2 separate regions of the Homo sapiens genome follow, and region 2 is linked to region 1. Evidence: chromatin loops called from intact Hi-C (ENCODE). Cell type or tissue: CD4-positive, alpha-beta T cell. All regions are shown on one strand. Each heading gives the region's core, and the rest is flanking DNA. Links, peaks and the distances in the headings are about the cores only. Region 1 overlaps LINC03136 (long intergenic non-protein coding RNA 3136). Region 2 overlaps CCDC15 (coiled-coil domain containing 15).

The links. A loop is a pair of places that touch in the nucleus more often than their neighbours do. Peaks named below come from ENCODE experiments on the same cell type or tissue, not always from the same donor. Only the 100,000 strongest peaks of a DNase experiment are listed, where the experiment ranks them.
Region 2: it touches region 1 in a loop (9-fold over the local background); 33 of 110 quality-filtered maps call a loop at or near these places.

What each region holds. Positions count from the first base shown.
Region 1 is chr11:125,860,108-125,875,697 of GRCh38, reverse strand. It overlaps LINC03136 (long intergenic non-protein coding RNA 3136), which reads left to right. Exons shown (of 2, transcript XR_007062935.1): 1 at 1-1,452; 2 at 2,013-2,342. Among named protein-coding and RNA genes, the nearest start is that of LINC03136, 15 kb to the left of the region's middle. In CD4-positive, alpha-beta T cell, for the core only: no CTCF peak of the experiment used is centred there; a DNase peak (open chromatin) is centred at 4,107.
Region 2 is chr11:124,964,885-124,980,474 of GRCh38, reverse strand. CCDC15 (coiled-coil domain containing 15) reads right to left here. Exons shown (of 16, transcript NM_025004.3): 5 at 5,266-5,379; 6 at 2,875-2,997. Among named protein-coding and RNA genes, the nearest start is that of CCDC15, 18 kb to the right of the region's middle. RefSeq lists a silencer at 3,256-3,456. In CD4-positive, alpha-beta T cell, for the core only: no CTCF peak of the experiment used is centred there; no DNase peak of the experiment used is centred there.

The sequences.
Region 1 (15,590 bases), core at 3,286-11,285:
AATAGGTGGTATGAAAATATGTTCTCCTGGTCTATAGGTTGTATTTTTATGCCCTTAATAGAGCCTTTCACCAAGCAAAGCTTTTAAAATTTATTAAGTCCAATTAATTAATTTTTCCTTTTATGGATCATACATTTAGTGGCAAGTCTAAGAACTCTTTACTTAGTTCCAAATCCCCCAAATTTTCTCCTTTTTTTCTAAAAGTTTTATATAGTTTTACATTTTGTATATTTAAGTCTGTGATCCATCCTGAGTTAATTTTTGTATAAGGTGGATATGGTTTGGATATGGTTTGTTTGTCTCCACCAAAACTCATGTTGAAATTTGATCCCCTATGTGGTGATGTTGGGCTGTGGGACCTAGTGGGAAGTGTTTGGGTTTTGGGGGTGGATCCCTCATGAAATGGCTTTGCATTCTCACTCTGGCAACACAGGAATGGATTAGTTCCCATAAGAGTGGGTTGTTATAAAGCCCAGATGCTCTTCAGGTTTTCTCTCTTTGTACCTGTTCTCTTCTCTTTTGACCTTGTCTGCCATGTTATGACACCCTCACCAGAAGCCAGGGTGGCCATGTCCTTGAACTTCCAAGCCTGCAGAACCATGAGCTAAATAAACCTCTTTTCTTTCTAAATTACCCAATCTCAGGTGTTTAGAGAATGGTTTACCCTTAGAGAATGGTTCTGGTGAACTTCTGGATTTAAAATCTCCTTACTAATTAAGTACTGTTTTAACTGGGGGCAGAATGTGTGCCTTAAAAGAACGTAGGGACCTAATGGCTGTTTTCCTGCTGATGGGACAGTATCAGAACTAAAATTTGGCTTTGGAGGACATTTTACTCCTAATTGTTGAAGGCAGTGTTTTCGCATTCACAGAAGGGGCATAAAGCCTGGTCTCTAGTATAGGGGTGCAAAAAGGGAGGAGAATTGGGAGGCTAGAGTGTTACAGCAATGGACCAACGCTGTGCCTCATGGAGAGGATTCCTATTCCACTAGGTGGCGACGTTGACCTAGAAATACCGTGCGCTTCCCAGAGGAAGGGTAGAGGGAGAAATGCTTATTGAGAAGGGCTCTTTGCTCCTAGAAAATGACAGAAAACAGCATTCCCTTGTGCTATATTCTCAGTTACTATGGCATTCGCTAATCTTTCCTAACAGGACTATTTTCCTGAACTGTAAAAATTCTCAAACACTGCATACACAGAGAGGATAGGAGACATGGCCTTTGCGGATAGGAAATGAGGAAATTTTGCGATAGGACAGCTGTAGATCCTGTTGCGGACACCCAGCCGGGCAGTTGGAGGTGGGGTCAGTCCAGAAGCCTTCAGATAACACCAGGGTGTAGTCCTGGCGAGAAATCTTCAGTTGCTTCAGGACCTTTTCTAGCCCCACGCGACGGCTAGGTCCTCCGTGAGAGAAAACTGGTTCGAGAAGCATGGCCAACATTCCCAATGATCCGTGAGTATTGAGAAGTTCTCCATGTTCTCCCAAGCAAGCCTAACATCTGAGACTTCCCGCATGGCGGCCGCCCTATTAGCATTTAGGTGGCTATAGGATGCCCATTGTTTGAACTTAAGATGGAGGCCGAGAGCCTCCAAATGAAAGGACAGAGTTGAAAGTTAAGTTCTGCGCCTGTACTCACCCCTCTGATGAATATACCTTCTGTTCTGATTCTGATCCTGGGCGAGTCCCCACAATGAAGTGGTGTTGTCTGTCTGGGGAAATAACTGAGGTTCGTTGTCTCGCGCTAAGGAGAACAAAGATGTGGGCACACAGGGAATGGGTTTAAGAGCAGAAAGTTTAATAGGTGAAAGAAACAAGAGGAAAGCTCCCCTGTGCAGAGGGAGGGGGTTCCGAAGGGATCTCCCGGGTTGCGGTGGGAAGCGGCTGGTTTTATAGAGGGCTTGAGGAGGCAGTATCTGATTTACATAGGGCCTAGGGATTTAGTTGGACCAAGTGTGCCATTTACATAGTCCACAAAGAGGCTGGCCATCCCACCCTAATCTTTCTTTTATTAGGCAGATGTGGTTTCCACCTGGCCGGTGCCATGACACCCACACACATGGCGACAAGGAGAAGGGAGAAGAAAACCTATTTGTTGTATATACCTGGCTTTTGGCACAGCTGCCGGGATTCACCTGTGCAAGTTTCCAGCTTGCTTATCTATGCTTGCAGCTTGATTTTTCAGGCTACTTTCTGTTAGAAAAGAAATGATTTGGGGGCTGCTTTCTATTAAAAGAAAAACCTTACCAAGGACTCCTGTACCCTCACTATCTGCCTAAATAATTTCTTAACGCCTATATTATTCCCTTTAAATAAATTTTTTTGTGGTGTTTGTCTTATTGTTATTAGGTTATGAGAATTCATTATACATTCAAGAAATATATAATTCATTATATAAAAATAGTTTTATAAATTAAATATAAATATATAAATATATAATTTATTACATAGTCAGGAAATATATTCAGTCCTTTTTGGGAAATATTTTCTCTCAGTCTATAGTTTGTCCTTTCTTATACTTAACAGTATGTTTTTTAGAGCAGAAGGTTTTACTTTAAAAAATTATTAATATTATTTTGACTGATATCTTTGACTAGAACATTACTGGTGTATAGAAATGGCACTGATATCTGTACATTAATTTTGTATCTTTAAACTTTAACTGAATTCATTTATCAAATCTAAGCGATTTTTGGTGGAGTCTTTAGGGTTTTCCAAATATAAGATTATATCGTCAGTGAACAGGGATAATTTGACTTCCTCTTTTTTAATTTGGATGTCTTTTATATTTTTCTCTTGTCTGATTGCTTTGGTGAGGACTTCCAGTACCATGTTGAATAAGAGTGGTGAAAGTAGGCAACTTTGTCTTGTTCCAGTTCTTGGAGGGAATGCTTTCAACTTTTTCCCATTTGGTATGATGTTGGCTATGAGTTTATTATATGTGACTCTTATTATTTTGATTTATGTTCCTTTGATGCCTAGTTTGGTGAGGGTTTTTATGATAAAGGGATGCTTAATTTTATCAAATGCTTTTTTAGCATCTATTAGATGATCATATGATTTTTGTTCTTAATTCTGTTTATGTGATGTATCTTATTTGTTGATTTGCAAATGTTGAAGCATTCATGCATTTCTGGTATAAAAGTCACTTGATTGTGGTGTATTATCTTTTCAATGTGTTGTTGAATTTGGTTTGCTGATGTTAAATACAGTGAATTCTAAATTTCTCTTCAAAGGATCAGTATGTCAGTATGTTCAGTTCTTTGTTCTCCATTTTAAAGTTTAACTTCCTCATTCTCCTCATCTCCTTGCCTCTAGTTTCAGTAAACAACCTTTTACACCAGTTCTAATCAGTAGTTCACATCTGTTCCCCTGCTCACCTGCTCTGCCCTGAGTCACTCCTGGTCACCTGCTCTGTCCTGAGTCACCTCTGGTCACCTGCTTTGACCTGAGTCACCTTTAGTCACCTGTTCTGTAACCATCCTTCCCACCAAAACTGCTCACCCCACCACTCTGGTTCATAACCCTGCTCTCTTTAAAATAGCCAGGCAGAATTAGCTTAGACTGTGTGGTTCAACCCTTGCCAACAGGGGAATGACACAGCAGTAGGGGCTACCTGCATCAGGGATAAGACCCCCTTCTCCTTCTTTGTTCAGGTGTGCTCTTGCCATTGCTCCATCTGTGAGATGCACCCTTCTACAGAAGTAAATTGCCTTGCTGAGAAAATTTATGCTCGAGTGCTGTTTCTTTTGCAGCACTGAAATACAAATACAAATTTGAGGGCTCATCCAGGATTCCCATTCTCTTCTGGGGAGGGTCTAGATCTCTCCCGTGAGGAGGCATGCCCGCTGCCTTGTTACAGTGGCCTCAGGGGTAAGGAATCAAGACCCACCTAGTGTGATGAATAAACCCAGACTCTCAGCAATGCAGAAAGAAACCAGCTGGCGACTTGGGGGAAAGGATCCTCAGATACAACTGCGACCAGGTAACTCTGTGCACAGACCAAGGTAAGAAATGTCGCAGGGACAACAAAATACTTCCTTGGTGGTGGGGATATTCTGGGGGTTGAAAGTGTGCGTGAATGCAAGGAGCCTCCAGCAGGTGGGGCTAAAGGAAAGGCGAGACATCTCTAATATGAGCGATTGAGTCTAATAGCCCCAGCAAGCCTCCAGAGAAGGCTAGGTGAGACATCTCTAATACGAGAGATTGAGCCTAACCAGGACCCAATGTGGGAAATACCCCAAGCAAGACAAGGAGCAAGAAGGATAAAGATGGTAATAAGGATATTCCCCTTGATAGCCCCCTAGATCTCATGTTAAAATACTGGAAGGATAATGAAGGGACTAAACACAAGAAGAAACAACAAATGATAAAATATTATTATTATTATTATTTTTTTTTTTTTTTTTTGAGACGGAGTCTCGCTCTGTCGCCCAGGCTGGAGTGCAGTGGCGGGATCTCGGCTCACTGCAAGCTCCGCCTCCCGGGTTCACGCCATTCTCCTGCCTCAGCCTCCCAAGTAGCTGGGACTACAGGCGCCCGCCACTACGCCCGGCTAATTTTTTTGTATTTTTAGTAGAGACGGGGTTTCACCGTTTTAGCCGGGATGGTCTCGATCTCCTGACCTCGTGATCCGCCCGCCTCGGCCTCCCAAAGTGCTGGGATTACAGGCGTGAGCCACCGTGCCCGGCCATAAAATATTATTGTTTTATTTGGACTCAGGGCCCTATCCTCAAACCCTCAATCTTCTGGCCAAAGTTTGGGTGGAATGAGAATGTAATGTGCTAGCTTCTAATTCAATATGTTAATGATAAAAGTCCAGTTTCTCAAGAAGAACAGGTCTTTGTTGGAGGCAGGGACCTGTCCTTTTTTCCTTAAAAACAACTAGGGAAGAGCCCAATCTTGCACCTCAAAATGAAAAGTCAGAGGAGCCAGTTCCCATGCCTAAAGACTCCAGCTCATGGGACCCCCTAGACCATCTATGCCTGCTCAGTGTCCCCAATCTTTCCCCTCAGACAGCTGCTGCCGCCTCAGATTCCATTCCAAATCCTTCTTCTGTTCACGTTATCCCTCCTTCTTATAACCCTGACTCTTGGGAATTACCGTCCCAAGAGCCTATTCTCTCCCAACCTAAATACCCCTCTCTAAAAGGACTCCAGTGTGAAGTAGAACATTGTAAAAAAGATAATCAGAATTTCCCATTTCCCTCCACACCTAAGGAGTCAGCCTTGACTCTCTTTCCCTTAAAAGAGGTACCAAAAGGAGGGGGAGCCATTGGCTTTATAAATGCTCCCTTAACCAGTTCAGAAGTCCAGAATTTAAAAAAGGAGCTTAAGCCACCATTAGATGACCCTTATGGAGTGTCAGATCAAATTGATCAATTCTTAAGACCTCAGTTATATACTTGGGTCAAGTTAATGTCCATCTTGGGCATCCTCTTTTCAGGGGAAGAAAGGAGTAGGATTCATAGGGCTGCTATGGTAGTTTGGGAACATGAGCATCCTCCTGGTCAAAACGTTCCTACCGTGGAACAGAAATTCCCTGCCCGAGACACCTGGTGGGACAATAACAATGCAGATCACCGGGAAAACACGCAGGACCTAACAGAGATGATAATAAAAGGAATTCGGGAATCAGTACCCTGAACCCAAAATCTTTCTAAAGCATTTGATATACAATAGGAAAAGGATAAAGGGCCTATGAGATTCCTAGACAGACTGAAGGAGCAAATGAGACAATATGCAGGCTTCAATTTGAATGATCCCCTTGGGCAAGGAATGTTAAAACTCCAATTTGTCATTAAAAGTTGGTCAGACATTTCAAAAAAATTACAAAAGATAGAAAATTGGGTAGACCGGCCCCTAAGGGAACTTCTCAGGGAAGTTCAAAAGATATATGTGAGGAGAGACGAAGAAAAGCAGAAACAAAAGACAAAACTTATGTTATCCACCTTCCAACAGATGGCTCCAAACCCATGTACTTTTAAACAGAACTTCCAGGGAGCCAGAAACTATAAAAGGTCCAAACCCTCCTTTAAAGGACCCAGCCTCCATCTGGAGGACTAAGACCAAGGGGTTTATCAGGCCCCCTAAAGGGTGTGGGGGAGCAAGGTCAAAGAATCCCAGAACTGAGAGGGAGGAAGTGTAAGATAGGTGCTACCAATGCAGAAGAACAGGTCACTTCAAGAGAGAATGTCCCGAACTAAGAAAGGAGAAAGAAGCCCTTCCACTCGTGACTTTTGAGGAAGAATAGGGGAGTCAGGGGCTCTGTCTCTTTTATCTTGAGTCCCACCAGGAGCCCTTGATAAATTTGGAGGTGGGACCTAAACATGAGCTTGTCACCTTTTTAGTTGATTCAGGGGCTGCTCACTCCTCTGTTTGTCCATCTCCTCGATGGACAGTCTTGCCCCAAGACAGACTCCCCTAATCTTTTTGGCCAAATTTTAGAACAAGTGTTAGAAAAAGTGGTCATCCCAAAGCAAATATGCTTGCTCTAGTACATGGATGATATTCTTATATCTGGCGAAGATCTAAAGAAGGTAACTGACTTCTCTACACATATTCTTAACCATCTGCAGTTCAAGGGGCTATGAGTCTCAAAAGGAAAGCTTCAGTATGTAGAGCCTGACGTTAAATATTTAGGCCACTTAATAAGTGCAAGCAAGTGAAGAATAGGGCCTGAATGAATTGAGTGAATCGTGCCCCTACCCTTGCCTCAAACTAAACAAAAACACAGGAAATTTTTAGGGTTAATTGGATACTGCTGCTTACGCATTGACACATATGCACTATACAGTAAACTGTTATATCAAAAACTTGCCCAGGAGAAGCCTGACCATCTCCTGTGGACTCCTGAGGAAGTTGATCAGGTCGAAGAGCTGAAAAAAGACTCATAACCACCCCTGTTTTAGCCTTACCTTCCCTAGAGAAGCCATTCCACCTTTTGTCAATGTGAACAATGGAGTAGCATTAGGAGTGATTACTCGAGAACACAGAGGCTGTCGGCAGCCCATGGCCTTTCTGCCAAAAGTCTTAGATCTGGTTACTTGTGGATGGCCTCAATGCATCCAGTCCATTGCTGCTACAGCAGTATTAGTTGAAGAAAGTAGAAAGTTAACCTTTGGAGGAAAATTGACAGTACGCCTCACCAAGTTAGAACTGCTTTAAACCAGAAGGCAGGGAGATGGCTTACTGACTCAAGAATCTTAATGTATAAGGCCATTCTGTTAGAAAAAGATGATTTAACATTAACCACTGATAATTCACTTAACCTAGCAGGTTTCCTAACAGGGGATCCAAATCTAAAGAGTTTAGATTTAATTGATTACCATACAAAAGTCTGACCAGACCTAGGAGAAACTCCCTTCAGGACAGGATGACACTTGTTTATAGATGGTTCCTCCTGGGTGATTGAGGGAAAAAGACACAGTGGGCATTCAGTAATTGATGGAGAAATTCTTGTAGAAATAGAGTCAGGAAAATTGCCTAATAAGTGGTCTGCTCAAACATATGAGCTGTTTGCACTCAGCCAAGCCTTAAAGTACTTACAGAACCAGGAATGAACCATCTATACCGATTCTAAGTATGCCTTTGGAGTGGCTCATACATTTGGAAAAATTTGGACTGAATGAGGTCTCATTAATAGTGAAGGTCAAGACCTTGTTCACAAGGAGCTAATCACCCAAGTATTGAATAACTTTCAGTTGCTGGAAGACATAGCTATTGTCCATGTTCCCGGACACCAGAAAGGCCTTTCGTTTGAAAGTCAAAGAAATAACCTAGCAGATCACATGCCAAACAGGCTGCTGTCTCCTCTAAAGCGCCTATTTTCCACTTAACTCCCTACCTTCCTCCTCCTACCGTAATCCCCATTTTCTCTTCCACTGAAAAATAAAAACTAATAAATAGGCACTAAAGAGAATTCAGACACAAAATGGATATTGCCAGACCAGAGAGAAATGATGAAGGAAATCTTATCCCAACTACATCAAGGGACCCACTGGGGACCCCAGGCCTTGTGTGATGCAGTTCTCAGAGGTTATGGGTGTATAGGAATTTGTACCCTGGCCAAACAAGTTACAGATAGTTGCTTGGTATGTAAGAAAACTAATAAACGAACTTTGGCAATTGAGACAGGATATAAAGATGCTAATGCCTGGTTAGAATGGATCAAGCATTCTGTCCACACTTTAAACAGAAGGAATTGTTATGCTTGTGCCCACGGCAGGCCAGAGGCCCAGATTGTCCCATTTCCACTAGGATGGTCCTCCAGTCGACCAGACATGGGCTGTATGGTAGCTCTTTTCCAGGATTCCACAGCCTGGGATAACAAGCCATGTCAAGCTCTCTCTCTGCTATATCCTAAAGTTCGACACCCTATGGGTCAGCCCCTGAGGGCCATCCAGCCTCCATCTCCCGAAACTAAGTTCACTTCATGTCTGTCACGACAAGGAGGAAACTTAGCGTTCCTTGGAGACTTCAGCCTCCCAAGTAGCTGGGATTACAGGCACCTGCCACCACGCCTGGCTAATTTTTGTATTTTTAGTAGAGATGGGGTTTCACCTATTGGCCAGGCTGTTCTCGAACTCCTGACCTTCTGATCTGCCCGCCTTGGCCTCCCAAAGTGCTGGGATTACAGGTGTGAGCCACCATGCCCAGCCTACAATACACTTCTAATCCCTGAATATGGGATAGATTTCCTTTTTTTGTTTTCTTTAATTTCTTTCATCAGTGTTTTATAGTTTCCAGTATATAGATTTTTTACTGCCTTGGTTAAACTTACACCTACATGGCCGGGCGTGGTGGCTCACGCCTGTATTCCCAGCACTTTGGGAGGCCGAGGCGGACGGATCACGAGGTCAGGAGATCGAGACCATCCCGGCTAAAACGGTGAAACCCTGTCTCTACTAAAAATACAAAAAATTAGCCGGGCGTAGTGGCGGGCGCCTGTAGTCCCAGCTACTTGGGAGGCTGAGGCAGGAGAATGGCGTGAACCCGGGAGGCGGAGCTTGCAGTGAGCCGAGATCCCGCCACTGCACTCCAGCCTGGGCGACAGAGCGAGACTCCGTCTTAAAAAAAAAAAAAAAAAAAAAAAAAACTTACACCTACATATTTAATTTTTTTGTTGCTATTTTAAATAGGATTATTTTCCATTAATTTCTCTTTTAGATAGTTCATTTTTAGTACATAGGAATGCTACTGATTTTTGTATGTTGATTTTGTATCTTGCAACTTTGTTGAATTCATGTATTAGTTCTTTTGTAGAATCTGTACAGTTTCTACAAACTGTAGAATTTTTTGTAGAATCTGTACAGTTTCCCGTATATAAAATTATGTCATCAGCAAATAGAGACAATTTCACTTCTTCCTTTTTTTTTTTTAAAGAAATTAGGATGCCTTTTACTTCTTTCTCTTGCCTAATTTCTTTTGCTAGAAATTCCAGTACCATGTTGAAAAGAAATGGTGAGAGTAGGCATCCTTGTTTTGACCCAATCATGGAGGAAAAGCTTAAAACTTTTCACCATTGAGAATGATGGTAGCTCCAGATTTGTCACATATGGCTTTATTGTGTTGTGGTCCATTCCCTCTACGTCTAATGTGTTGAGAGTTTTTGTGATGAAATGGTGTTAAATCTTGTCGAATGGTTTTTCTGCATTTATTGAGATGATCATAGGATTTTTATCTTTCATTCTGTTGATGTGGTGTATTACATTAATTGGTTTGTGTATGTTGACTCATCCTTGCTTCTCTGGGATAAATCCTACTTAATCATGGTGAATAATTCTTTTTTTAAATTATACTTTAAGTTCTAGGGTACATGTGCACAACGTGCAGGTTTGTTACATATGTATACATGTGCCATATTGGTGTGCTGCAGCCATTAACTCGTCATTTACATTAGGTATATCCCCTAATGCTCTCCCTCCCCCCTCCCTCTACCCCACGACAGGCCTGGGTGTGTGATGTTCCCCATCCGGTGTCCAAGTGTTCTTATTGCTAAATTCCCACCTATGAGTGAGAACATATGGCGTTTGATTTCCTGTCCTTGCGATAGTTTGCTCAGAATGATGGTTTCCAGCTTCATCCATATCCCTACAAAGGACATGAACTCATCCTTTTTTATGGCTGCATAGTATTCCATGGTGTATATGTGCCACATTTTCTTAATCCAGTCCGTCACTGATGGACATTTGGGTTGGTTCCAAGTCTTTGCTATTGTGAATAGTGCTGCAATAAACACATGTGTGCATGTGTCTTTATAGCAGCATGATTTATAATCCTTTGGGTATATACCCAGTAATGGCTGGGTCAAATGGTATTTCTAGGTCTAGATCCTTGAGGAATCACCACACTGTCTTCCACAATGGTTGAACTAGTTTACAGTCTCACCAACAGTGTAAAAGTGTTCCTATTTCTGCACATCCTCTCCAGCACCTGTTGTTTCCTGACTTTTTAATGATCGCCATTCTAACTGGTGTGAGATGGTATCTCATTGTGGTTTTGATTTGCATTTCTCTGATAGCCAGTGATGATGAGCATTTTTTATGTGTCTGTTGGCTTCATAAATGTCTTCTTTTGAGAAGTGTCTGTTCATGTCCTTCACCCACTTGTTGATGGGGTTGTTTGATTTTTTCTTGTAAATTTGTGTAAGTTCTTTGTAGACTCTAGATATTAGTCCTTTGTCAGATGAGTAGATTGCAAAATTTTTCTCCTATTCTGTAGGTTGCCTGTTCACTCTGGTGGTAATTTCTTTTGCTGTGCAGAAGCTCTTTAGTTTAGTTAGATCCCATTTGTCAATTTTGGCTTTTGTTGCCATTGCTTTTGGTGTTTTAGTCATGAAGTCCTTGCCTATGCCTATGTCCTGAATGGTATTGCCTAGGTTTTCTTCTAGGGTTTTTGTATAAGGTGTAAGGAAGGGATCCAATTTCAGCTTTCTACATATGGCTAGCTAGTTTTCCCGGCACCATTTATTAAATAGGGAATCCTTTCCCCATTTCTTTTTTTTTTTTTTTTTTAATTTATTTTTTTATTGATAATTCTTGGGTGTTTCTCACAGAGGGGGATTTGGCAGGGTCATGGGACAATAGTGGAGGGAAGGTCAGCAGATAAACAAGTGAACAAAGGTCTCTGGTTTTCCTAGGCAGAGGACCCTGCGGCCTTCCGCAGTGTTTGCGTCCCTGATTACTTGAGATTAGGGATTGGTGATGACTCTCAACCTCAACGAGCATGCTGCCTTCAAGCATCTGTTTAACAAAGCACATCTTGCACCGCCCTCAATCCATTTAACCCTGAGTGGACACAGCACATGTTTCAGAGAGCACAGGGTTGGGGGTAAGGTCACAGATCAACAGGATCCCAAGGCAGAGGAATTTTTCTTAGTGCAGAACAAAATGAAAAGTCTCCCATGTCTACTTCTTTCTACACAGACACGGCAACCATCCGATTTCTCAATCTTTTCCCCACCTTTCCCGCCTTTCTATTCCACAAAGCCGCCATTGTCATCCTGGCCCATTCTCAATGAGCTGTTGGGCACACCTCCCAGACGGGGTGGTGGCCGGGCAGAGGGGCTCCTCACTTCCCAGTAGGGGCGGCCGGGCAGAGGCGCCCCTCACCTCCCGGACGGGGCGGCTGGCCGGGCAGGGGGGCTGACCCCCCCCCACCTCCCTCCCGGAAGGGGCGGCTGGCCGGGCAGAGGGGCTCCTCACTTCCCAGTAGGGGCGGCCGGGCAGAGGCGCCCCTCACTTCCCGGACGGGGCGGCTGGCCGGGCGGGGGGGCTGACCCCCCCCACCTCCCTCCCGGACGGGGCGGCTGGCCGGGCGGGGGGCTGACCCCCCCACCTCCCTCCCGGACGGGGCGGCTGGCCGGGCAGAGGGGCTCCTCACTTCCCAGTAGGGGCGGCCGGGCAGAGGCGCCCCTCACCTCCCGGACAGGGCGGCTGGCCGGGCAGGGGGGCTGACCCCCCCCACCTCCCTCCCGGACGGGGCGGCTGGCCGGGCGGGGGGCCGACCCCCCCACCTCCCTCCCGGACGGGGCGGCTGGCCGGGCGGGGGGCCGACACCCCCACCTCCCTCCCGGACGGGGCGGCTGGCCGGGCGGGGGGCCGACACCCCCACCTCCCTCCCGGACGGGGCGGCTGGCCGGGCGGGGGGCCGACCCCCCCACCTCCCTCCCGGACGGGGCGGCTGGCCGGGCGGGGGGCCGACCCCCCCACCTCCCTCCCGGACGGGGCGGCTGGCCGGGCGGGGGGCTGACCCCCCCACCTCCCTCCCGGACGGGGCGGCTGGCGGGCGGGCGGAGGGCTGACCCCCCCACCTCCCTCCCGGACAGGGCGGCTGGCCGGGCTGAGGGGCTCCTCACTTCCCAGTAGGGGCGGCCGGGCAGAGGCGCCCCTCACCTCCCGGACGGGGCGGCTGGCCGGGCGGGGGCTGACCCCCCCACCTCCCTCCCGGACGGCATGGCTGGCCGGGCGGGGGGGCTGACCCCCCACCTCCCTCCCGGACGGCACGGCTGGCCGGGCGGGGGGGCTGACCCCCCACCTCCCTCCCGGATGGGGCGGCTGGCCGGGCGGGGGGCTGACCCCTCCCCACCTCCCTCCCGGACGGGGTGGCTGCCGGGCGGAGACGCTCCTCACTTCCCAGATGGGGTGGCTGCCGGGCGGAGAGGCTCCTCACTTCTCAGACGGGGCAGCTGCCGGGCGGAGGGTCTCCTCATTTCTCAGACGGAGTGGTTGCCAGGCAGAGGGTCTCCTCAATTCTCAGACGGGGCGGCCGGGCGAGACGCTCCTCACCTCCCAGACGGGGTCGCGGCCGGGCAGAGGCGCTCCTCACATCCCAGATGGGGCGGCGGGGCAGAGGCGCTCCCCACATCTCAGACGATGGGCGGGCGGACAGAGACGCTCCTCACTTCCTAGATGTGATGGCGGCTGGGAAGAGGCGCTCCTCACTTCCTAGATGGGATGGCGGCCGGGCGGAGACGCTCCTCACTTTCCAGACTGGGCAGCCAGGCAGAGGGGCTCCTCACATCCCAGACAATGGGCGGCCAGGCAGAGACTCTCCTCACTTCCCAGACGGGGTGGCGGCCGGGCAGAGGCTGCAATCTCAGCACTTTGGGAGGCCAAGGCAGGCGGCTGGGAGGTGTAGGTTGTAGTGAGCCGAGATCACGCCACTGCACTCCAGCCTGGGCACCATTGAGCACTGAGTGAACGAGACTCCGTCTGCAATCCCGGCACCTCGGGAGGCCGAGGTTGGCGGATCACTCGCGGTTAGGGGCTGGAGACCGGCCCGGCCAACACAGCGAAACCCCGTCTCCACCAAAACCAGTCAGGCGTGGCGGCGCGTGCCTGCAATCGCAGGCATTCGGCAGACTGAGGCAGGAGAATCAGGCAGGGAGGCTGCAGTGAGCCGAGATGGCAGCAGCACAGTCCAGCTTCGGCTCCGCATGAGAGGGAGACCGTGGGGAGAGGGAGAGGGAGAGGGAGAGGGAGCCCCCATTTCTTGTTTTTGTCAGGTTTGTCAAAGATCAGATGGTTGTAGATGTGTGGTATTATTTCTGAGGGCTCTGTTCTATTCCATTGGTCTATATCTCTGCTTTGGTACAAGTACCATGCTGTTTTGGTTACTGTAGCCTTGTAGTATAGTTTGAAGTCAGGTAGCGTGATGCCTCCAGCTTTGTTCTTTTGGCTTAGGATTGTCTTGGCAATGCAGGCTCTTTTTTGGTTCCATATGAACTTTAAAGTAGTTTTTTCCAATTCTGTGAAGAAAGTCATTGGTAGCTTGATAAGGATGGCATTGAATCTATAAATTACCTTGGGCAGTATGGCCATTTTCATGGTATTGATTCTTCCTACCCATGAGCATGGAATGTTCTTCCATTTGTTTGTGTCCTCTTTTATTTTGTCGAGGAGTGGTTTGTAGTTCTCCTTGAAGAGGTCCTTCACATCCCTTGTCAGTTGGATTCCTAGGTATTTTATTCTATTTGAAGCAATTGTGAATGGGAGTTCACTCATGATTTGGCTCTCTGTTTGTCTGTTATTGGTGTATAGGAATGCTTGTGATTTTTGCACATTGATTTTGTATCTGAGACTTTGCTGAAGTTGCTTATCAGCTTATGGAGATTTTGGGCTGAGATGATGGGGTTTTCTAAATATACAATCATGTCATCTGCAAACAGGGACAATTTGACTTCCTCTTTTCCTAATTGAATACCTTTTATTTCTTTCTCCTGCCTGATTGCCCTGGCCAGAACTTCCAACACTATGTTGAATAGGAGTGGTAAGAGAGGGCATCCATGTCTTGTGCCAGTTTTCAAAGGGTATGCTTCCAGTTTTTACCCGTTCAGTATGATATTGGCTGTGGGTTTGTCATAAATAGCTCTTATTATTTTGAGATATGCCCCATCAATACCTAGTTTATTGAGAGTTTTTAGCATGAAAGGCTGATGAATTTTGTTGAAGGCCTTTTCTGCCTCTATTGAGATAATCATGTGGTTTTTGTCTTTGGTGCTGTTTATATGCTGGATTACATTTATTGATTTGCATATGTTGAACCAGCCTTGCATCCCAGGGATGAAGCCAACTTGATCATGGTGGATAAGCTTTTTGATGTGCTGCTGGATTCGGTTTGCCAGTATTTTGAGGATTTTTGCATCGATGTTCATCAGGGATATTGGTCTAAAATTCCTTTTTTTGTTGTGTCTCTGCCAGGCTTTGGTATCAGGATGATGCTGGCCTCATAAAATGAGTTAGGGAGGATTCCCTCTTTTTCTATTGATTGGAATGGTTTCAGAAAGAATGGTACCAGCTCCTCTTTGTACCTCTGGTAGAATTTGGCTGTGAATCTGTCTGGTCCTGGACTTTTTCTGGTTGGTAGGCTATTAATTATTGCCTCAATTTCAGAGCCTGTTATTGGTCTATTCAGGGATTCAACTTCTTCCAGGTTTAGTCTTGGGAGGGTGTATATGTCCAGGAATTTATCCATTTCTTCTAGATTTTCTAGTTTATTTGTGTAGGGTGTTTATAGTGTTCTCTGATGGTAGTTTGTATTTCTGTGGGATTGGTGGTGATATCCCCTTTATCATTTTTTATTTGATTCTTCTCTATTTCCTTCTTTATTAGTCTTGCTAGTGGTCTATGAATTTTGTTGATCTTTTCAAAAAACCAGCTCCTGGATTCATTGATTTTTTTGAAGGGTTTTTTATGTCTCTCTCTCCTGCAGTTCTGCTCTGATCTTAGTTATTTCTTGCCTTCTGTTAGCTTTTGAAGCTCTTGCTTCTCTAGTTTTTTTAATTGTGATGTTAGGGTGTCAATTTTAGATCTTTCCTGCTTTCTCTTGTGGGCATTTAGTGATATAAAATTCCCTCTACACACTGCTTTAAATATGTCCCAGAGATTCTGGTATGTTGTGTCTTTGTTCTCATTCATTTCAAAGAACATCTTCATTTCTGCCTTTATTTCATTAAGTACCCAGTAGTCATTCAGAAGAAGGTTGTTCAGTTTCCATGTAATTGAGCAGTTTTGAGTGAATTTCTTAATCCTGAGTTCTAGTTTGATTGCAATGTGGTCTGAGAGACAGTTTGTTATAATTTCTGTTCTTTTA
Region 2 (15,590 bases), core at 3,200-11,199, 900 kb after region 1:
GAATCCCTGAATAGACCAATAACACGTTCTTAAAATGAATTAGTAATAAAAAGCCTATCAACCAGAAAAAGCCTAGGACCAGACAAATTCATAGCTGAATTCTACCAGATGTTATAAAGAAGAACTGGTATCATTTCTACTGAAACTATTCCAAAAGATTGAGGAGGAGGAAGTCCTCCCTAACTTATTCTACAAGGCCAGCATCATCCTGATACCAAAACCTGGCAGAGACACAACAAAAAAACAAAACTTCAGGCCAATATTCTTGATAAACATAGATGCAAAAATCCTCAACAAAATACTAGCAAACCAAATCCAGCAGTGCATCAAAAAGCTAATCCACCATAATAAAGCTATCCCTGGGATGCAAGGTTGGTTCAACATACACAAATCATTAATTGTGATTCACCACATAAACAGAACTAAAAACAAAAACCACATGATGATCTCAAGAGATGCAGAAAAGGCTTTCAATAAAATTCAACATCCTTTCATGTTAAAAACCCTCAACAAACGAGGCATTTGTTTGAAGGAATATACTTCAAAATAAAAATAGCCATCTATAACAAAAAACCCAGAGCCAACATCATACTGAATAGGCAAAACTGGAAGCATTCCCCTTGAAAACCAGAACAAGACAAAGATGTCCTCTCTCATCATTCCTATTCAACATGGTACTAGAAGTGCTAGCCAGAGCAATCAGGCAAGAGAAAGAAAAAAAATGACATCCAAGTAGGAAGAGAGGAAGTCAAACTATCCCTATTTGCAGAAGATATGATTCTATACCTAGAAATCCCCATAGTCTCTGCCCAAAGCTCCATGATCTGATAAACAACTTCAGCAAAGTTTCAGGATACAAAATCAGTAGCATTCCTATACACCAACAATACCCAAGCTAAGAGCCAAATCAAGTATGCAATCCTATTCACAATAGCCACAAAAGAATAAAATACCTAGGAATACAGCTAACTAAGGAGGTGAAAGGCCTCTACAATAAGAATTAAAAAACAATGCTCAAAGAAATCAGAGATGACACAAACAAATGGAAAAACATTTCATGCTCATGGATAAAAAGAATCAATATAGTTAAAATGGCCATACTGCCCAAGGCAGTGTACAGATTCAATGCTATTCCTATCAAACTACCAATGACATTCTTCATAGAAACTATTTGAAAATTCATATGAAAACAAAAAAGAGCCTGAATAGCCAAGGCAATTCTAAGAAAAAGAGCAAAGCTGGAGGAATCACATTACCCTACTTCAAACTACACTACAAGGCTACAGTAACCAAAACATGGTATCAGTACAAAAACAGATACATGGACCAATGGAACAGATAGAGAGCCCAGAAATAATGCTGCACACCTACAACAATCTGATCATCAGCAAAACTGACAAAAACAAGCAATGGGGAAAGGACTCCCAATTCAGTGGTACTGGGATATATTTGGCTAGCTATATGCAGAAGATTGAAACTGGACTCATTCCTTATGCCATATATAAAAATCAACTCAAGATGAATTAAAGACTTAAATGTAAAACCTAAAAGCATAAAAAACACTAGAAGATAACATAGGAAATATCAATCTGGACATAGAAACAGGCAAAGATTTCATGATGAAGATGCCAAAAGCAACTGCAACAAAAAAAAAAATGACAAATGGGATCTAATCAAACTGAAGAGCTTCTGCACAGCAAAAGCAACCATCAACAGAGTAAACACACAACCTACAGAATGGGAAAAAATATGCATCAAAGAAAGGTCTGATATCCAGAATACAAGGAATTAAACAAATTTACAAGCAAAAAACTCCATAAAAGAGGGCAAAGGATATTAACAGACACTTCAAAAGAAGACATACACATGGCCAAGGACCACTCATTAGAGAAATGCAAATCAAAACCACAAGATACCATCTCACACCAGTCAGAAAAAGCCAAAAGATTACAGATGCTGACACGGCTGTGGACAAAAAGGAATGCTTATACACCACTAAGGGGAATGTAAATTAGTTCGGCCATTGTGGAAAGCAGTTTGGTGATTTTTCAAAGAACTTAAAACAGAATTACCATTCAACCCAGCAATCCCATTATCTGGTATATACCCAGAGGAATATAAATTGCTCTGCCTTAAAGATACATGCACACATATTTTCATCACAGCACTATTAACAATAGCAAAGACACAGAATCAACCTAAATGCCCATCAACAGCAGACTGGATAAAGAAAATGTGGTACACATACACCATGGAATACTATGCAGCCATAAAAATGAATGAGATCATGTCCTTTGCATCAACATGTATGAAACTAGAGGCCATTATCCTAAGCAAACTGCAAACTAATTCATGAACAGAACACCAAATACCACATGTTCTAACTTACAAGCGGGAGCTAAACATTCAGTACATATGAACACAAAGAAGGAAACAACAGACACCAGGGCCTACTTGAGGGTGGAGGGTGAAAGGAGGGTGAGGATGGGAAAACTACCTATTAGGTAAAGTCACGTGACGAAGTAATCTGTACACCAAACCCCTGTAACATGCAATTTACCCATATGACAAATCTACACATGTATCCTTGAACCTAAAATAAAAGTTATTTTAAAAAATTAATTAAAAAATTAAAAATAAAATGCTCTAAATTAGATTGTGGTAACAGTTGCACAACCCTGTGCAAACTGTGAGTACTAAAAACCAATGAATTGTACACTTTAAATGGGTGAATTGTATGGTATATGAATTATATCTCAATAAAGTCCGTTAAAAAAAATACTGGATATCTTAACCCTTTATCCCATCCTTAGTTAGCTGTGGATACTTCTAATAAGCCAATGTCTTTCCCCTCTACTTTTTATATTTCCCTACCTGATTTTCCATATAATTCTGGTAAGGTACAGCAGCTAAAAGACCTTGATGGACCTTAATGGGCAACTCTCCTCTTATTCCTGTATTTATCCCAGTGGATGCTGGTTTCCTGGAAAGCACTTCCTGGAAAAAAAATTACTACAAATATAAATAGGTCTAGAGGAAGCAACATATTCATGAGACTAAGTTGAGTTTCTGTGAAAGATCTAAAATTATCTTAGTAGGTTTTGGTAGTCTAATACACAGTAAAGGGAAAAAACATGAGTTCTACTTCATATGTACAAACAAAGCGCTCACATATAAAACCATATGGAATAAAACAGGAGAATATATTAACTTTATAAATGACAACTTGCACCTATTCTAGCCAGTAACAATTTCAGAAGACTCATGATTTTAGTCTTGGCAACCTGCCAGAGTACAAGCAAGTATGTGTTCCACTTGTATCTCCAAATCCGGATCAATAACAACCAGACAGATTCTAATGTCACTAAAGACTAATAATGAAATAAAACCAGGGTTCAACTCAATCATAGATTGTTCTTTCTGATTTGCAAATTCCCACTTCACACAACTAAGAAGGTAGAAAATTGTTGAGATTTGAGGGAAAGCTTGATACAAGTAATAAGAAAAATTTCACCAATTTCTTAGATCATTCCCAATTGTATTGAGTAGATTTGTTTTTCATATTTTTACCTGAAAAACATATATGCTTTCTTTGGAAGCAAGTAGGTAGCCTGAATTCATCATTATCACCATAACAATAATGAATTACACTTAAATGGCACCTCTGACGTAAAAAACTGGTTTATACAAAGATGTTATCTCAGACTTAATCCTCCCGTCTATTGGATAATTATTTCAATCAGAACTGTGAATAGTACACTTTCTGGAAAAACACCAGTTGAAAGGTCTGAGCATGTTCCAAGCAATATAAATATCCATCTCTAAGATCTGATAACTGTGTTTTTTTTTCTGATTTAGTAGAAAGTGTCTAATCACCTCATCTAACAGTACCCTGGAGTCAGTCTAATGGCCCAAACTATAGTACTACCAAACCACGATAGGTATGAAAACTGTCAAGAAACCAACATCTGAAAATAATTTAGGTACAAAAGAAACTCTGAGGAGCCACAAGGCAATGCTAGAAAAAGACAACCATATAAACGCACGTGGGATGTGTTGCCATACATGGACACATATCCACGCCCACTTGTTTTTTAAATTTAACTATAAATTTCTTAGTTGTAATTAAAGAGAAAAACATTACAGTTTAGTATTCAACCAATTGCCAACATATATGAGACAAACATTTTTAATGGTTGGGTCAAGATATGGAAAAAAATACAAAATTATATATCTATATATTTATATATTATATATATTATATGCATATTCCAGGAAAATATAAGAGTATACTAATTAGGAAGTAAAACTGGGAAAGAACTAAATGAGGCAGTTGATGATGGCAAAAAAATAACATATTTATTGGCAAAAAAACATAATTTATTAAAAAATAAATTAATGGTCTATTTTACTAGATGCTGCCTATAAAACATTAATGCCAAAATTAAGTACACACAGGAAAACACATAAATTTAGGATCCAAATTTGTGAATTCTGAGGTAGGCACCAAAACAATGTCATTTTATAAGTATAGACTTACATATCCTCCTAAGCCTAGCTCCACACTCACTTAAGTTTTGAATCAAAAGAATTTTTCTTTTTAAAAATTAATAGTTTCAATTTTTTCCTGATTAGAAAGTGACATACTTTATGACAATTTTTAAAAATAAAAAACAGAAGAAAATCACCTGTAATACTACTACCCAGAAATAATCAGTATTAGCCTCTTGTGCCATTTGTACCTAGGCTTTTGTCTATGCACATGGAACTCTTTCCATCTTTTTATTTTGCTGTATTTCTCTTCATAGCACTTATCACTTGAAATTATATTCTATATTTATTTGCTTGTTTATTATATGCTTCCCAACTAGCACAGAAGCTCCTTGAGGGATCTTTGTCTGTCTTTTCACCACTATAAGTCCTGTTTCTAGAACAATGCTGGCAATCACAGACATTCCATAAGTATTTGTTGAATACATATACATATATTTTAATTAAGATCATATCATACTTAATTTCATATCCAACTTTTTTCTTAACTTTATATCACAGACACTTTCCCTTATCTTCAGATATTCTTTGAAAATATTTTTTAGAATGGCTGCATATGGATATGTCACAATTTACTCAAGCATCCCCTACTATTGGGTATTTAAGGCTATTTCCAATTATTTTACAGTTCTAAATTATGCTGAGATATAAGTAAATCTTTATCTGTATTTTTTACCTGTATTTTTTTAAATCATGTATTAGAAATTAATTTACCTCTCTGGTAAGAAAGCTTTTCCTTCCATCATCTGGAAACACTGATCCCTTTTTTTTAATCACGGTTTTAAAGGATGCTAGCCGGTGACGTGCCTGTTTCATAGTTTCACTAAGCTGCCAGGGAAAGGGGGAAGAAAGCAAACAAAAGCAGGATAAGTTTTAATTCCAAATGCACTAAGTGTTCCAACAGGAAAACAGGTCCCTATTATTAAAAAATGCCAGATCTAAGACAACAGGATTACTTGCAAAGGAGACTTTGATGTGCTGATAGTGTGGTACAACATTATTGTCATTATTCTAGAGATTGTACTTTGTAACTTGGTTTAAGGGCGGTTACTCAAACTGTTTTTTAAGAAATAATGTATACTTTATATAAAGCATGTACACAAAAATATGAAAACCTAAAGTCTGAATTAATACACTTGGAGATCACTGACCAGACACATTCCTTACCTTCTATCCACCTTTGTCAATAAGGAGTTATTTCTTCAAGTGCTCCATATATGCTTAATTGCTTTCATCACTGCTTGCTAGGACTCTATTCCTAGTTTCCTTAAAGCCCTTTTATCCCCAATTTACATGACTCCTTTCACCACCCTCAACATTTGAAGACCATAGCTACTTAAAGTCTTTTCTTGAATCTCCCTTCCTCTTCCTCCAAGAAGCCTTCCTAAATTAACTTAGAACACAAATTCAAACATTTCAAAAGAACCAATTTGTTTCAACTACTTTAAGTAACACCTAATAAATGACTACTAATATTAAATGTTGATTTCGTGTTCATTCCTTATCTCCAGAAATTTCAGTATGCGGCTATTTTGATTTCTTTTTCAGAGAAGCACAGCCTATTTTATATCTCACAAATTTGCAAAGAATATCTCATTAGGGAAACAAATAAAACATATATCATTTTTAAGATAAGCACTGTAGGCCAGCCGTGGTGGCTCACACCTGTAATCCCAGCACTTTGGGAGGCCAAGGCAGGCGGATCACCTGAGGTCAGGAGTTCGAGACCGAGACTAGCCTGACCAATGTGGTGAAACCCCATCTCTACTAAAAATAAAAAAATTAGCCGGGCATGGTGGTGCACACCTGTAATCCCAGCTACTCAGGAGGCTGAGGCGGGAGAACTGCTTGAACCCAGGAGGCAGAGGCTGCAGTGAGACGAGATAGCGCCACTGCACTCCAGCCTGGGCAACAGAGACTCCATCTTAAAAAAATAAATAAATTAAAATTAAAATTGAAAAATAAAGATAAGCACTGTATCACGTGGAGGAAAAGTATATCCTGTACTAGTCAGTAAAATTATGGCAAAGCCAAGATCGCTACTAATCCACTCATTGGAAGTTTAATAATATCAATTATCCCTTGAAGAGAAATGATGGTTATGACTTCTCTACAGAAAATACAAAAAAAATTTGCTGTAGTGGCACACGCCTGTAGTCTGTTACTCAAGAGGCTGAGGTAGGAGAGGTGGAAGGATTGCTTGAGCCTGGAGTTCAAGGCTGCAGTGAGCCAAGATTGCGCCACCGCACCCTAACCTGGACGACAGAGCAAGACTCTGTCTTAAAAAAAAATAAAATAAATTTTATGGCTTTATTAATAATTACCTAAGGATGAAAACACTCTACTCTACCAGCCCAGATTTTTTTACAGCACATCACCTCTATTTAAGCTTGTTTTCAGAGGTCTATAACTCTGTCCAGAGAAATCAGATTGAAACATACTACTCTTTGTTTTGCCAAGCGGAAGACTTCTAGATTTGGTCAGCTGCGGAGTGGCCAAAGGGAATCAAGATAGAGCTGTTCACAATGCAAAAAGAGATATGTGTAGTTGAAATTATAAAAAAAAAAAAATAGCCCCATGACTATGCCTCCTTTTATTCATTGACACTTAAGGTAGGTGTTATTACCCTGCACCATGTGACCAAGGATTCAAAAATCCCCATTGTAACAAATTTGAAATAGGGATTCAGAATTTTCATTTCCCATCAAGTCCAAACCTCTATTAGAGTCACATTGATTATAGGCCCTTAAGCAGGATATTTCAACTGCTCCAAAAGCTAGAATATACATTATTTTTCTTCTGTTTCTCTGTAGTTACCATAACCCTTCACCAAGCCTCAATCTTGGAAAGGCTTTTTCAATGACATGCTTTGAGGACTGTCATTGGGTGAATAATGGCCACCCAAAGATACCAGGTGTTAATCCCTAGAACCTGTAAATATTACTTTATAAGAAAAAAGGGCCTTTGCAAATGTGATTAAGTTAAGGATCTTGAGATCTTAAGGACATTGAGAAGATAATCCTGGATTATCCATACGGGTCCTAAATGCCATCAAAAGTGTCCTTACGAGAGAGGTAGAGGAAGATTCAACATACAGAAAAGGAGGTGATGTGAAAATGGCATGCAGAAATTGATGTGATGCAGCCACAAGAAAAGGAATGCCAGCAGACACCAAAAGCTGGAAATGTCAAGAAACAAACTTTCCCCTAGAACCTGAGGATGGAGCACAGCCCTGAGGACACCTTCGTTTTGGTTTAGTGAAGTGGATTCTGGACTTCTGGCCTCCAGAACTGAGAGATAATAAATTTCTGTAATTTTTTAAGTTATTAACTTTGAGGTAATGTGTTACAGCAGCCACCAGAAACTAATACAAAGACTAAAGTTAATGTTAACAAGCAATTTAACAAAAACATAGAACCCAGGGGGATATTATAAATTAAATTATGCAATAATTCAAATAAACAAGTAGATAAGCACATTTCTCTGCAAGATGATGTTGGTCATTACATATATATGTAATTGTGTGAATGTCTGTGGTATATATATACATTTGTATGTATACTTACATATATGTTTAAATGTACATATGCATATGTGCATGTGTTGTATGTGTGTAAATACTCAAAACATAAAATTTGACCAAAAGTCTTTTCTATCTAGAACCTTAGGCACACTATTGATTCTTTTGTAGTTAACTGTTATTAACAGACTACGATTAAATCTCTAAGGCTTAGATTCCCTGATGAAGATGAATTACTCATAATTAGATAAATAATTAGATAAATAGAAAACCTAGCAAATGAAAAATCAATATAACTCCAGATAAAACAAAAAGCCATACATAGACGGAAACATAATCATAGTTTACTCATAGATCAGCTGTGACTAATGTTTATATAGTCATAACAACATAAATGTTTAATATAGATCTAAGCAAAATTACAATATAACTATAAAGAGAGGACGGGAGTGGAAAGAGTGCATGTGTAGTGGTGGCAGGGGAGAGAAAGAGGAATAAATCCTCATCCTTCCTAGTGGTAAATCAATAAAAAATGCCTAAATTTTTTTTAATTAAGAAGGAGTATTACTAGCATGTTGCTCAGAAATATGAATATTAACACCAAAAGACAAAACTAAAAGAATGCAAATAGTTGCTTCTGAGGAAGATGAGGAAATGTGCAAAGTACTTATCTTTTTTAATAACAATGCATGCAACTATTTACTTTACTTGTTCAAACTATGTACATATATACTTTCAATAAAACTCAGTGTAAAAAATGAGAAAAAAAATCCCAGACAATATCCCTCAAAAAGCTTCCTCTCATGAACAACATAAACATATAAATGCATTTTTGGTTCTCATATTGCATATATAAATACATATGTACATATATCAGACCTCAGGAATATCCTACAGAACATGGGCCTAAATTTTAGCTTGGAGCAGTTTGTTATTACCGACCTTCTGAAGCCTACTTCTGTCAACTCATCAAAGTCATTCTCCATCCAGCTTTGTTCTGTTGCTGGCGAGGAGCTGTGACCCTTTGGAGAAGAGATGCCCTGGTTTTTAGAATTTTCAGCTTTTCTGCTCTGGTTTCTCCACATCTTTGTGGTTTTATCTACCTTTGGTCTTTGATGATGGTGACCTACAGATGGGGTTTTGGTGTGGATGTCCTTTTTGTTGATGTCGATGCTATTCCTTTCTGTTTGTTAGTTTTCCTAACTAACAAACCATTGCCAACAAAACTTTGCTTGCACTGACCCCTAGAGACTATATCCCAGGTATACCAGACAACCAATCACAGTGCCTTCTAAGGAATACTGCCAGGCCTACAAGCCCTATTAAAGGGGCGGCCTTAGGCAACTTCCTCCCTAGCCTTAGCTGACTGGAGCAAGGGTTGTGTAGTAATATGTCAAATAAAAATAGGCCTTGATGCAATGTCTTCTGCACACCAAAAAAAATGTCTATTTTGCACACAGAAACATAACTTTAACAATTAGCAAAAGCACTTCTTTGTAACAAAACGAAAATTGTAATATATAAATTTTGAGATTTAAATCTTAAAATCTAAAGCAAACTATGATTAGATAGTAAAATTTAAAGCATCAAGCAAATATGAAGGATAAAATTTGAGAAATATAGATATCTAACTAGGACACTGTTCATATTTTCTTCAGTTCTTTTTAACTTGTTTGTGTAATTTTTTAGCCAATCAAGAATAAGATAGAATTTACATGTAACTGTATAAACAAAACAATTAGTAATACTATGTAGGTCATGGGAAAAGAGTATAGATGAGATCTAATATTTATAGAATTTTACCTACTTTATTATCATGGAGGACTAATACCAATGTAAAGTGTATTGTTAAGGCCATAAAAATCTAATCAAAGTTGAATTCTATTCAAGTATAATGTAGTTTATTTGCAAATGATATCATACTGATTTTTAAATGTGTTAGACTTTTCAGTGGCCAGAAAATACCATACATTAAAAGTTGAACTCACATGAGCCACTTTTTATAGCCCATGAATCCCAGTGCAATGCAGCGAGTTGCATTATCTTTCTTTTGTCACAATTGCTATCAATCTATAAGATGGCCAGTAATGTAGACCTAATGCAAAAAGGCAAGCTGGGCCAATAAATATTCCTTACCTCAGATAATAAACTAGGAAATATCCAGAGAAAAGTTAGAGAGAGGACTTGAACATAAAAGGTCCTAAACTGGAAAAAAGAGGCTAACGGGTCCTCAAGTATACCAAAGTTATGAAGCTGTGATGAGGAGATGACAATACCAGTTAATGGTAGAGAAATGAGAAAATAAGAGGGAAGCATACATGTAGAAACAAGGTGACCAACTATACTAGTTTACCTAGAACTGTCTCAGTTTTAGCACTGAAAAGTCCCATGTCCTGGAAACCCCTCGATCTTAGACCAATAGGGAAGGTTGGTCACCCTATGAGAAGAACTGAATCAATCAAGCTACTGATTAAATATTAGTGTGAAGATCAAATATCTCATGCTCTTGGGGTCACTGGAGCTCACATCCAGAAAAACTCACATCCAGAAAAACTCTCCAGTTGCATTCCTCAAAGGAGTTTGGATTTGTGTGAGATTCTGATTCTTCCCTTATTAACCCATGTGTATTCTTCAAATAAACTTTCCCCTTGTTTGGGTTAGCCTGAGTTCTTGCAGGCAAAAGTGTCTGACTGAAATACTAGTTTTTTCAATGGTAGATTACAAGAATTTAGCAGGCTATTTCACATTACTTAAAGCTTTACTACAAAAAGTAATTATTTCCATGGTTTTAAAAAGCTGGAAAACTAGCACTGTAAAGAGAGAATAAAAATAGAAATAAGATAGTAAAAGATTCAGTGAGAAACAAAAAGCTGGAATAAACCATGCTAGAAAACAGTAGCAAACTGAATAGGGACAGATCAATAAAAAGTTATTATATGGTAAGACTAAAACAATGATCAGTTGTTCTTCAATTCCTCACCAAAATGCCGCTTTCAAGGGACATCACAGAAACTGAATCCCTAAAGATAAATATCAGTCCTAATGAAAACAAAATACTGGTTCTATATATTATAAGACACTTGAAATTTCTTCCAGTCTACAATTCTAGCTCCTACCTTTAGGCAACTAATCTTAACTGACCTTTGAACAAGTAGGTAATACCAAGTATTATCAAGCAGAGGGTGAGGTAAGGGGTGCGGATTAAGAGCACTAGTGGCCAAATCATATTTAAAATACAGTATTGTGTTGTTTTTGAGGTCCTATTTCAGAAGAATATTGAAAAACAAAATAGTATTCAGAAGAAATCAATAAGGCATTAGGAATATAGAAACCCAAAAAAGAAAAATGATAACTATAATCAAATACTTGAAGTGCTCTCAGATGCTATCTTATTTTTTATTACCTGAGAGGGCAAAATTAAGACCAATGGATAAAAGTTATAGGGAGGAAGATTTTTGACTCAACATGTTGAAAAAATAGTTGCAATAATTTCAAGTCTTCTAAAAATAAAATGATCAGTCTGAAAAAGTAATGAGTTGTCCAATAGTGGAGGTGTTGTGGCAGGAATTAGATGGCCACATATGGAGATAATATAAAAAGAATTGGGGGGTCCATTCCAAGATGGCTGAATAGGAACAGCTCCGGTCTGCAGCTCCCAGCGTGATCGACGCAGAAGACAGGTAGATTTCTGCATTTCCAACTGAGCTACCTGTCATCTCCTTGGGACTGGCTGGACAGTGGGTGCAGCCTACGGAGGGTGAACCGAAGCAGGGTGGGGCATCGCCTCACCCAGGAAGTGCAAGCAGTCGGGGGATTTCCCTTTCCTAGCCAAGGGAAGCCATGACAGATGGTACCTGGAAAATCGGGACACTCCCGCCCTAATACTGCGCTTTTCCAACAGTCTTAGCAAATGGCACACCAAGAGATTATACCCCGCACCTGGCTTGGCAGGTCCCACACCCACAGAGCCTTGCTCACTGCTAGCGCAGCAGTCCGAGATTAAACTGCGAGGCAGCAGCCTGGCTGGAGGAGGGGCGTCCGCCATTCCTGAGGCTTCAGTAGGTAAACAAAGTGTCTAGGAAGCTCGAACTGGGTGGAGCCCACTGCAGCTCAACGAGGCCTGTCTGCCTCTGTAGACTCCACCTCCAGGGTCAGGGCATAGCTGAACAAAAGGCAGCAGAAACTTCTGCAGACTTAAACGTCCCTGTCTGACAGCTCTGAAGAGAGCAGTGGTTCTCCCAGCATGAAGTTTGAGCTCTGAGAACGGACATACTGCCTCCTCAAGTGGGTTCCTGACCCTCCTGTAGCCTAACTGGGAGACACCTCCCAGTAGGGACCGACTGACACCTCACACAGCCAGGTGCCCTCTGAGACGAAGCTTCCAGAGGAAGGATCAGGCAGCAATATTTGCTGTTCTGCAATATTTGCTGTTCTGCAGCCTCCACTGGTGATACCCAGGCAAACAGGATCTGGAGTGGACCTCCAGCAAACTCCAACAGACCTGCAGCTGAGGGACCTGACTGTTAGAAGGAAAACTAACAAACAGAAAGGAATAGCATCAACATCAACAAAAAGGACATCCACACCAAAACTCCATCTGTAGGTCACCATCATCAAAGACCAAAGGTAAATAAAACCACAAAGATGGGGAGAAACCAGAGCAGAAAAGCTGAAAATTCTAAAAACCAGAGCACTTCTTCTCCTCCAAAGGATCACAGCTCCTCGCCAGCAACGGAACAAAGCTGGATGGAGAATGACTTTGACTAGTTGGCAGAAGTAGGCTTCAGAAGGTCAATAATGACAAACTTCTCCGAGCTAAAGGAGGATGTTTGAACCCATCGCAAGGAAGCTAAAACCCTTGAAAAAAGATTAGACGAATGGCTAACTAGAATAAACAGTGTAGAGAAGATCTTAAATGACCTGATGGAGCTGAAAACCATGCACGAGAACTACGTGACGAATGCACAAGCTTCAGTAGCCAATTTGATCAAGTGGAAGAAAGGGTATCAGTGACTGAAGATCAAATTAATGAAATGAAGTGAGAAGTTTAGAGAAAAAAGAATAAAAAGAAATGAACAAAGCCTCCAAGAAATATGGGACTATGTGAAAAGACCAAATCTATGTTTGATTGGTGTACCTGAAAGTGACAGCGAGAATGGAACCAAGTTGGAAAACAGTCGTCAAGATATTATCCAGGAGAACTTCCCCAACCTAGCAAGGCAGGTCAACCTTTAAATTCAGGAAATACAGAAAACACCACAAAGATACTCCTCGAGAAGAGCAACCCCAAAACACATAATTGTCAGATTCACCAAGGTTGAAATGAAGGAAAAAATGTTAAGGTCAGCCAGAGAAGGTCGGGTTACCCACAAAGGGAAGCCCATCAGACTAACAGCGGATCTCTCGGCAGAAACTCTACAAGCCAGAAGAGAGTGGGGGCCAATATTCAACATTCTTATAGAAAAGAATTTTCAACCCGGAATTTCATATCCAGCCAAACTAAGCTTCAAAAGTGAAGAAATAAAATCCTTTACAGAGAAGCAAATGCTGAGAGATTTTCTCCCCACCAGGCCTGCCTTACAAGAGCTCCTGAAGGAAGCACTAAACATGGAAAGGAACAACCAGTACCAGCCACTGCAAAAACATGCCAAATTGTAAAGACCATCGATGCTAGGAAGAAACTGCATCAACTAATGGGAAAAATAACCAGCTAACATTATAATGACAGGACCAAATTCACACATAACAATATTAACCTTAAATGTAAATGGGCTAAATGCCCCAATTAAAAGACACAGACTGGCAAATTGAATAAAGAGTCAAGACCATCAGTGTGCTATATTCAGGAGACCCATCACACGTGCAGAGGCACATATAGCCTCAAAATAAAGGGATGGAGGAAGATCTACCAAGCAAATGGAAAACAAACAAAAAAAAAAAGCAGGGGTTGCAATCCTAGTCTCTGATAAAACAGACTTTAAACCAATAAAGATCAAGAGACAAGGCCATTACATAACGGTAAAAGGATCAATTCAACAAGAAGAGCTAACTATCCTAAATGTATATACACCCAATACAGGAGCACCCAGATTCATAAAGCAATTCCTTAGAGACCTACAAAGAGACTTAGACTCCCACACAATAATAATGGGAGACTTTAACACCCCACTGTCAATATTAGACAGATCAACGAGAGAGAAGGTTAACAAGGATATACAGGACTTGAACTCAGCTCTGCAACAAGTGGACCTAATAGACACCTACAGAACTCTCCACCCCAAATCAACAGAATATACATTCTTCTCAGCACCACATCGCACTTATTCCAAAATTGACCATATAGTTGGAAGTAAAGCACTCCTCAGCAAATGTAAAAGAACAGAAATCACAACAGACTGTCTCTCAGATGACAGTGCAATCAAATTAGAACTCAGGATTAAGAAACTCACTCAAAACCACACAACTACATGGAAACTGGACAACCTGCTCCTGAATGACTACTGGGTAAATAACAAAATGAAGGCAGAAATAAAGATATTCTTTGAAACCAATGAGAACAGAGACACAACATACCAGAATCTCTCGGACACATTTAAAGCAGTGTGTAGAGGGAAATTTATAGCACTAAATGCCCACAAGAAAAAGCAGGAAAGATCTAAAATCGTCACCCTAACATCACAATTAAAAGAACTAGAGAAGCAAGAGAAAACAAATTCAAAAGCTAGCAGAAGGCAAGAAATAACTAAGATCAGAGTAGAACTGAAGGAGATAGAGACACAAAAACCCTTCAAAGAATCAATGAATCCAGGAGCTGGTTTTTTGAAAAGATCAACAAAATTGATAGACCGCTAGCAAGATTAATAAAGAAGAAAAGAGAGAAGAATCAAATAGACACAATAAAAAATGATAAAGGGGATATCACCACCAATCCCACAGAAATGCAAACTACCATCAGAGAATACTACAAACACCTCTACGTAAATAAACTAGAAAATCTAGAAGAAATGGATAAATTCCTCCACACATACACCCTCCCAAGACTAAACCAGGAAGAAGTTGAATCCTTGCACAGACCAATAACAGGCTCTGAAATTGAGGCAATAATTAATAGCCTACCAACCAAAAAAAGTCCAAGACCAGATGGATTCACAGCCAAATTCTACCAAAGGTACAAAGAGGAGCTGGTACCATTCCTTCTGAAACTATTCCAATCAATAGAAAAAGAGGGAATCCTCCCTAACTCATTTTATGAGGCCAGCATCATCCTGATACCAAAGCCTGGCAGAGACACAACAAAAAAAGAGAATTTTAGACCAATATCCCTGATGAACATCGATGCAAAAATCTTCAATAAAATACTGGCAAACTGAATCCAGCAGCACATCAAAAAGCTTATCCACCAAGATCAAGTTGGCTTCATCCCTGGGATGCAAGGCTGGTTCAACAAATGCAAATCAATAAACGTACGCCATCACATAAACAGAACCAAAGACAAAAACCACATGATTATCTCAATAGA